Regions from separate parts of the Homo sapiens genome. Here region 1 is linked to region 2. A link is an interaction called in ENCODE POLR2A ChIA-PET data of the cell type or tissue named here. Cell type or tissue: Caco-2. All regions are shown on one strand. Each heading gives the region's core, and the rest is flanking DNA. Links, peaks and the distances in the headings are about the cores only.

Region 1 (2,919 bases), core at 244-2,743, 230 kb after region 2:
TTTATCCAATTTGCCAGTCTGTGTCTTTTAATTGGGGCATTTAGCCCATTTACATTTAAGGTCAGTATTGTTATGTTTGAATGTGATCCTGTCATTATGATGTTAGCTGGTTATTTTGCCTGTTAATTGATGCAGTTTCTTCATAGTGTCAATGGTCTTTACAATTTGGCATGTTTTTGCAGTGGCTGGTACCAGTTGTTCCTTTCCATTTCCATGTTTAGTGCTTCCTTCAGGAGCTCTTGTAAGGCAGGCCTGGTGGTGACAAAATCTCTCAGCATTTGCTTGTCTGTAAAGGATTTTATTTCTCCTTCACTTATGAAGCTTAGTTTGGCTGGATATGAAATTCTGGGTTGAAAATTCTTTTCTTTCAGAATGTTGAATATTGACCCCCACTCTCTTCTGGCTTGTAGAGTTTCTGCCAAGTGATCCACTGTTAGTCTGATGGGCTTCCCTTTGAGGGTAACCCGACCTTTCTCCCTGGCTGCCCTTAACATTTTTTCCTACATTTCAACCTTGGTGAATCTGACAATTATGTGTCTTGGGATTGCTCTTCTCAAGGAGTATCTTTATGGTATTCTCTGTATTTCCTGAATTTGAATGTTGGCCTGTCTTGCTAGGTTGGGGAAGTTCTCCTGCATAATATTCTGAAGAGTGTTTTCCAACTTGGTTCCATTCCCCCCGTCACTTTCAGGTACACCAATCAAATGTATATTTGGTCTTTTCACATAGTCCCATATTTCTTGGAGGCTTTGTTTGTTTCTTTTCACTCTTTTTTCTCTGATCTTGTCTTCTTGCTTTATTTCATTAATTTGATTTTCAATCACTGATATGCTTTCTTCCACTTGATCAAATCGGCTACTGAAGCTTGTGCATGCGTCACAAAGTTCTCATGCTGTGTATTTCAGCTCCATCAGGTCATTTAAGGTCTTCTCTACACTGGTTATTCTAGTTAGCCATTTGTCTAACCTTTTTTCAAGGTTTTTAGCTTCCTTGTGATGGGTTAGAGCATGCTCCTTTAGCTCGGAGGAGTTTGTTATTACTGACCTTCTGAAGCCTACTTCTGTCAATTCATCAAACTCATTCTCCATCCAGTTTTGTTCCCTTGCTGGTGAGGAGCTGTGATCCTTTGGAGGAGAAGAGACGCTCTGGTTTTTGGAATTTTCCACTTTTCTGTTCTGGTTTCTCTCCATCTTGTGGTTTTATCTACCTTTGGTCTTTGATGTTGGTGACCTACAGATGGGGTTTTGGTGTGGATGTCCTTTTTGTTGATGTTGAAGCTATTCCTTTCTGTTTGTTAGTTTTCCTTCTAACGGTCAGGCCCCTCAGCTTCAGGTCTGTTTGGAGTTTGCTGGAGGTCCACTCCACACCCTGTTTGCCTGGGTATCACCAGTGGAGGCTGCAAAACAGCAAATATTGCTGCCTGATCCTTCCTCTGGAAGCTTCATCCCAGAGGGGCACCCACCTATTTGAGGTGTCTGTTGGCCTCTACTGGGAGGTGTCTCCCAGTCAGGCTACACGGGGGTCAGGGACCCACCCGAAGAGGCAGTCTGTCCGTTCTTGGAGCTCAAATGCCATGCTAAGAGAACCACTGCTCTCTTCAGAGCTGTCAGACAGGGACGTTTAAGTCTGTAGAAGCTGCCTACTGACTTTTGTTCTACTATGCCCTGCCCTCAGAGGTGGAATCTAGAGAGGCAGTAGGCCTTGCTGAGCTGCAGTGGGCTCCGCCCAGTTCAAGGTTCCTGGCTGCTTTGTTTACACAGTGAGCCACTCAAGCCTCAGCAATGGTGGACACTCCTCCCCCTGTCAAGCTGCAGCATCGCAGGTTGATCTCAGACTGCCGTGCTGGCAGCGAGCAAGGCTCTGTGAGCATGGGACCCAGCAAGCCAGGCACAGGAGGGTATCTCCTGGTTTGCCAGTTGCTAAGACCGTGGGAGAAGTGCAGTATTTGGCTAGGAGTGTACTGTTTCTCCAGGTATAGTCTGTCATGGCTTCCCTTGGCTAGGAAAGGGAAATCCCCTGCCCCTTGTGCTTCCCAGGTGAGGTGATGCCCTGCCCTACTTCAGCTTGCCCTCCATGGGCTGCACCCACTGTCCAACCAGTCCCAGTGAGATGAGCCAGGTACCTCAGTTGGAAATGCAGAAATCACTCATCTTCTGCATTGATCTCGCTGGGAGCTGCAGACCGGAGTTGTTCCTATTTGGCCATCTTAGAAGCGACCCACAATATCTAGTTTTTTTTGAGATAGAGTCTCACTCTGTCACCCAGGCTAGAGTGCAGTGGCGCAATCTTGGCTCACTGCAACCTCTGCCTCCAGGGTTCAAGTGATTCTCCTGCCTCAGCCTCCCGAGTAGCTGGGATTACAGGTGTGTGCCACCACGCCCAGTTAATTTTTGTATTTTTAGTAGAGATGGGGTTTCAACATGTTGGTCAGGCTCATCTCGAATTCCTGACCTCATGATCTGCCCGCCTCGGCCTTGCAAAGTGCTGGGATTACAGGCGTGAGCCACTGCTCCCGGCCAGAATTTTACTTTTATACATGAATTGTTAAGAGTTTTTTGTTCGTTTTGAGAAGGAATCTCACTCTGTCACCCAGGCTGCAGTGCAGTGGTGCAATCTTGGCTCACTACAGCCCCTGCCTCCTGGGTTCAAGTGACTCTCCTGTCTCAGCCTCCTGAGTAGCTGGGACTACAGGCACACACCATTACCTCTGGCTAATTTTTGTATTTTCAGTAGAGACGGGATTTCACCTTGTTGGCCAGGCTGGTCTCGAACTCCTGACCTCAAGTGATCTACCCACTTCGGCCTCCCAAAGTGCTGGGTTTACAGGTGTGAGCCACTGCACCTGACCATTAAGAGTTTTTTAAATCAAGAATGGACGTGGAATTTTGTCAAATACTTTTCTGTGTCAATTGAGATAAT
Region 2 (2,919 bases), core at 259-2,758:
CCCCCGGGCTCAAATGATCCTCCCACCTCAGCCTCCCAAGTAGCTGGGACCACAGATGTGCGCCACCACACCCAGTGACTTTTTTGCATAGCTGGGTTTTCGCCACGTTGCCCAAGCTGGTCTTGAACTCCTGGGCTCAAGTGATCCACCTGCCTCAGCCTCCCAGAATGCTGGGATGACAGGGATGAGCCGCCGCATCCAGCCAGAATGTGCTTTTAAAATTTTAAAGTATACTTAGAGGACATAAGTGCAGATTTCTTAATTCATATATTGTGTACAGGTGAAGTCTGGGCTTTTAGTGTACGCGTCACCTGTACAGTGGACACTCTACCCAAAAGGTGATTTTTCAGTCCTTACCTCTTGCCCTCCCTCCCTGCTTTTGGAGTCTCCAGTGTCTATTACTCCTCTCTGTGTGTTTGTGTCCCTACAGTTTAGCTCACATTTTGCTTGTTGTTTTTTTTTTCCACTTTATCTCAGTGCCTTCATACCATTTATATTCTTTTGCTCAACACCATTAGTGAGATTCATCTATATTGCTGTGATGATCTATACTTTGCTCATTTTCGTAACTGCATAGTTTTCCACAGTAGGATACACCACAATTTGTCCATCTACTATTAATGGAAGTTTGAGTGGTTACCAGTTTCCAACTTTTGCCACAACACTCTTGTATGTGTTTCCTGGTGTACACATGCTGTCTTCAACTTTGGTAGCCAGTGCCAAGTATTTTTTCAAGTGATTTGTACCATTTTGCATGATCATGGCAGCGTAAGCAGTTACCGCTGCCGCACACCTTTACCCACAGTATTGTCAGTTTTGGTTTTTAAAATGTGGCCATTCTAGTTGGTTTGCATTGGCATCTCATTGCGGTTTCATTAGCTATTTTTTTTTTTTTTTTTTTTTTTTGAGACAGAGCCTTGCTCTGTTCCCAGGCTGGAGTGCAATGGCGCGATCCTGGCTCGCTGCAACTTCCACCTCCCAGGTTCAAGCAATTCTCCTGCCTCAGCCCCTGGAGAAGCTGGGATTACAGGCATACGCCACCATGCCCAGCTAATTTTTGTATTTTTAGTGGAGACGGGATTTCACCATGTTAGCCATGCTGGCCTCAAACTCCTGACCTCGGGTAATCCACCCGCCTCAGTCACCCGAAGTGCTGGGATTAACGGAGGTGAGCCACCATGCCTGATCTATTAGCTTTTCCTTAATTACCATTGCGGTTGAGCACATTTTTATAATTGGCCATTTAGATTTCAAGTCTTTTGCTCTTTACGACTCCCCATCTGTCTTTTTCTTATTGATTTGTAGTTCTTTATATATTCTGCATATGAGTCTTTTATCAGTTCCTTTATTATTGCTGTATAATGAAGTACTCCAAGATGTTGTGGGGCAAAGCAGCAGCTATTTCGTTTTGCTCATGCTTTTGAGAGTCAGGAATTTGACAAGGGCTTACTTAGCTGGGTTGGATGCCTGGTGGTCGGTGCTGGCTGTTGTCCAGAAGCTCAGCTGGGGCTGCCAACCAGTGCGCCCATTCGGTGTCTTTCCAGCATGACAATCCCACATTAGTTGAAGTTCTTGTGTAGCAGGTGGCTTCCCCAGAGTGACTATCCAAGAGAACTAGGTGGAAACTAGATAGTCTCGAAGAAGTCACAGCCTGCCTAGGGGACATGTTCCCCACAATTATTAGAGAGAGGCAAGGTCACATGCAGAAGAGCATGTGGGATGGCAGACACTGCCAAGGCCATCTGTGGAAAAGGAACTTGGGTACATTGTGCTACACATCTCCTCTCATTCGGGGTCTGAATTTTCACTTCCGTAATGCTCTCTTTTTGGGAGGCAGGATGAAGACAGAAGATTTTCATTTTAACACAGCACGCTTACAAATTGGTTTCCTTATGGCTGGTGTTACTTGTGTTATCTCATTATTTTATTACTATTATTTTTTGTTTGCGATGGAGCCGTGCTCTGTTGCCCAGGCTGGAGTGCAGTGGCAAGATCTCGGTTCACTGCAACCTCCGCCTCCCGGGTTCAAGCGATTCTCCTGCCTCAGCCTCCCGAGTAGCTGGGACTACATGCGTGTGCCACCATGCCTGGCTAAATTTTGTATTTTTAGTAGAGATGGGGTTTCGTCATGTTGGCCAGGCTGGTCATGAACTCTTGACCTCAGGTGATCCGCCCACCTCGGCCTCCCAAAGTGCTGGGATTACAGGCGTGAGCCACTGCGCCCGGCCTTGTGTTCTTTTAAAGAAACCTTTATCTTGATGTCATGAAGATATTTACTATTTTTTATCACTTATAAATTTTAATGTTTTATTTTCTCTTTCATATTTAGACCTGCGGGCCCTGGAATTGCCTTCTCTGTGTAGCGTAAAGTAGGTGCATGTGTCGAGTTTCTGTCTTTCACCCCGTAAAGATATCTTGCTACTGGCCGGGCGCTGTGGCTCACGCCTGTAATCCCAGCACTCTGGGAGGCCGAGGTGGGCAGATCACGAGGTCAGGAGATCGAGACCATCCTAGCGAACATGGTGAAACCCCGTCTCTACCAAAAAATACAAAAAAGTTAGCTAGGTGTGGTGGCGGAGGCCTGTAGTCCCAGCTACTCGGGAGGCTGAGGCAGGAGGATGGCGTGAACCTGGGAGGCGGAGCTTGCAGTGAGCAGAGATTGCACCACTGCACTCCAGCCTGGGTCACGGAGTGAGAGTCCGTCTCAAAAAAAAAAAAAAAAAAGGTATCTTGCTATCTCATGACCATGATGAGAAGGTCATGCTTTCTACACTTTTCTCTAGCTCCCCCTCAGTCATACATTAACGATCTACACGGAATGGTTCATTTTCTCAGCTTTGTCTATTTTTGTACTGATACTGTCACCAAAACATCACAGGTTCCGTCTAGGTCCGGCCGCCCACCATACAGAAAGCCAAT

Evidence for each region. Peaks named below come from ENCODE experiments on the same cell type or tissue, not always from the same donor. Only the 100,000 strongest peaks of a DNase experiment are listed, where the experiment ranks them.
Region 1: POLR2A ChIA-PET joins it to region 2 with 9 read pairs; 2 of 35 experiments call an interaction of 5 or more read pairs at or near these places.

Annotation. Positions count from the first base shown.
Region 1 is chr5:180,884,341-180,887,259 of GRCh38, forward strand. No RefSeq gene overlaps it. Among named protein-coding and RNA genes, the nearest start is that of BTNL8, 13 kb to the right of the region's middle. In Caco-2, for the core only: no CTCF peak of the experiment used is centred there; a DNase peak (open chromatin) is centred at 1,751; H3K4me3 peaks cover 202 bases.
Region 2 is chr5:180,651,448-180,654,366 of GRCh38, forward strand. No RefSeq gene overlaps it. Among named protein-coding and RNA genes, the nearest start is that of FLT4, 3.3 kb to the left of the region's middle. In Caco-2, for the core only: no CTCF peak of the experiment used is centred there; no DNase peak of the experiment used is centred there.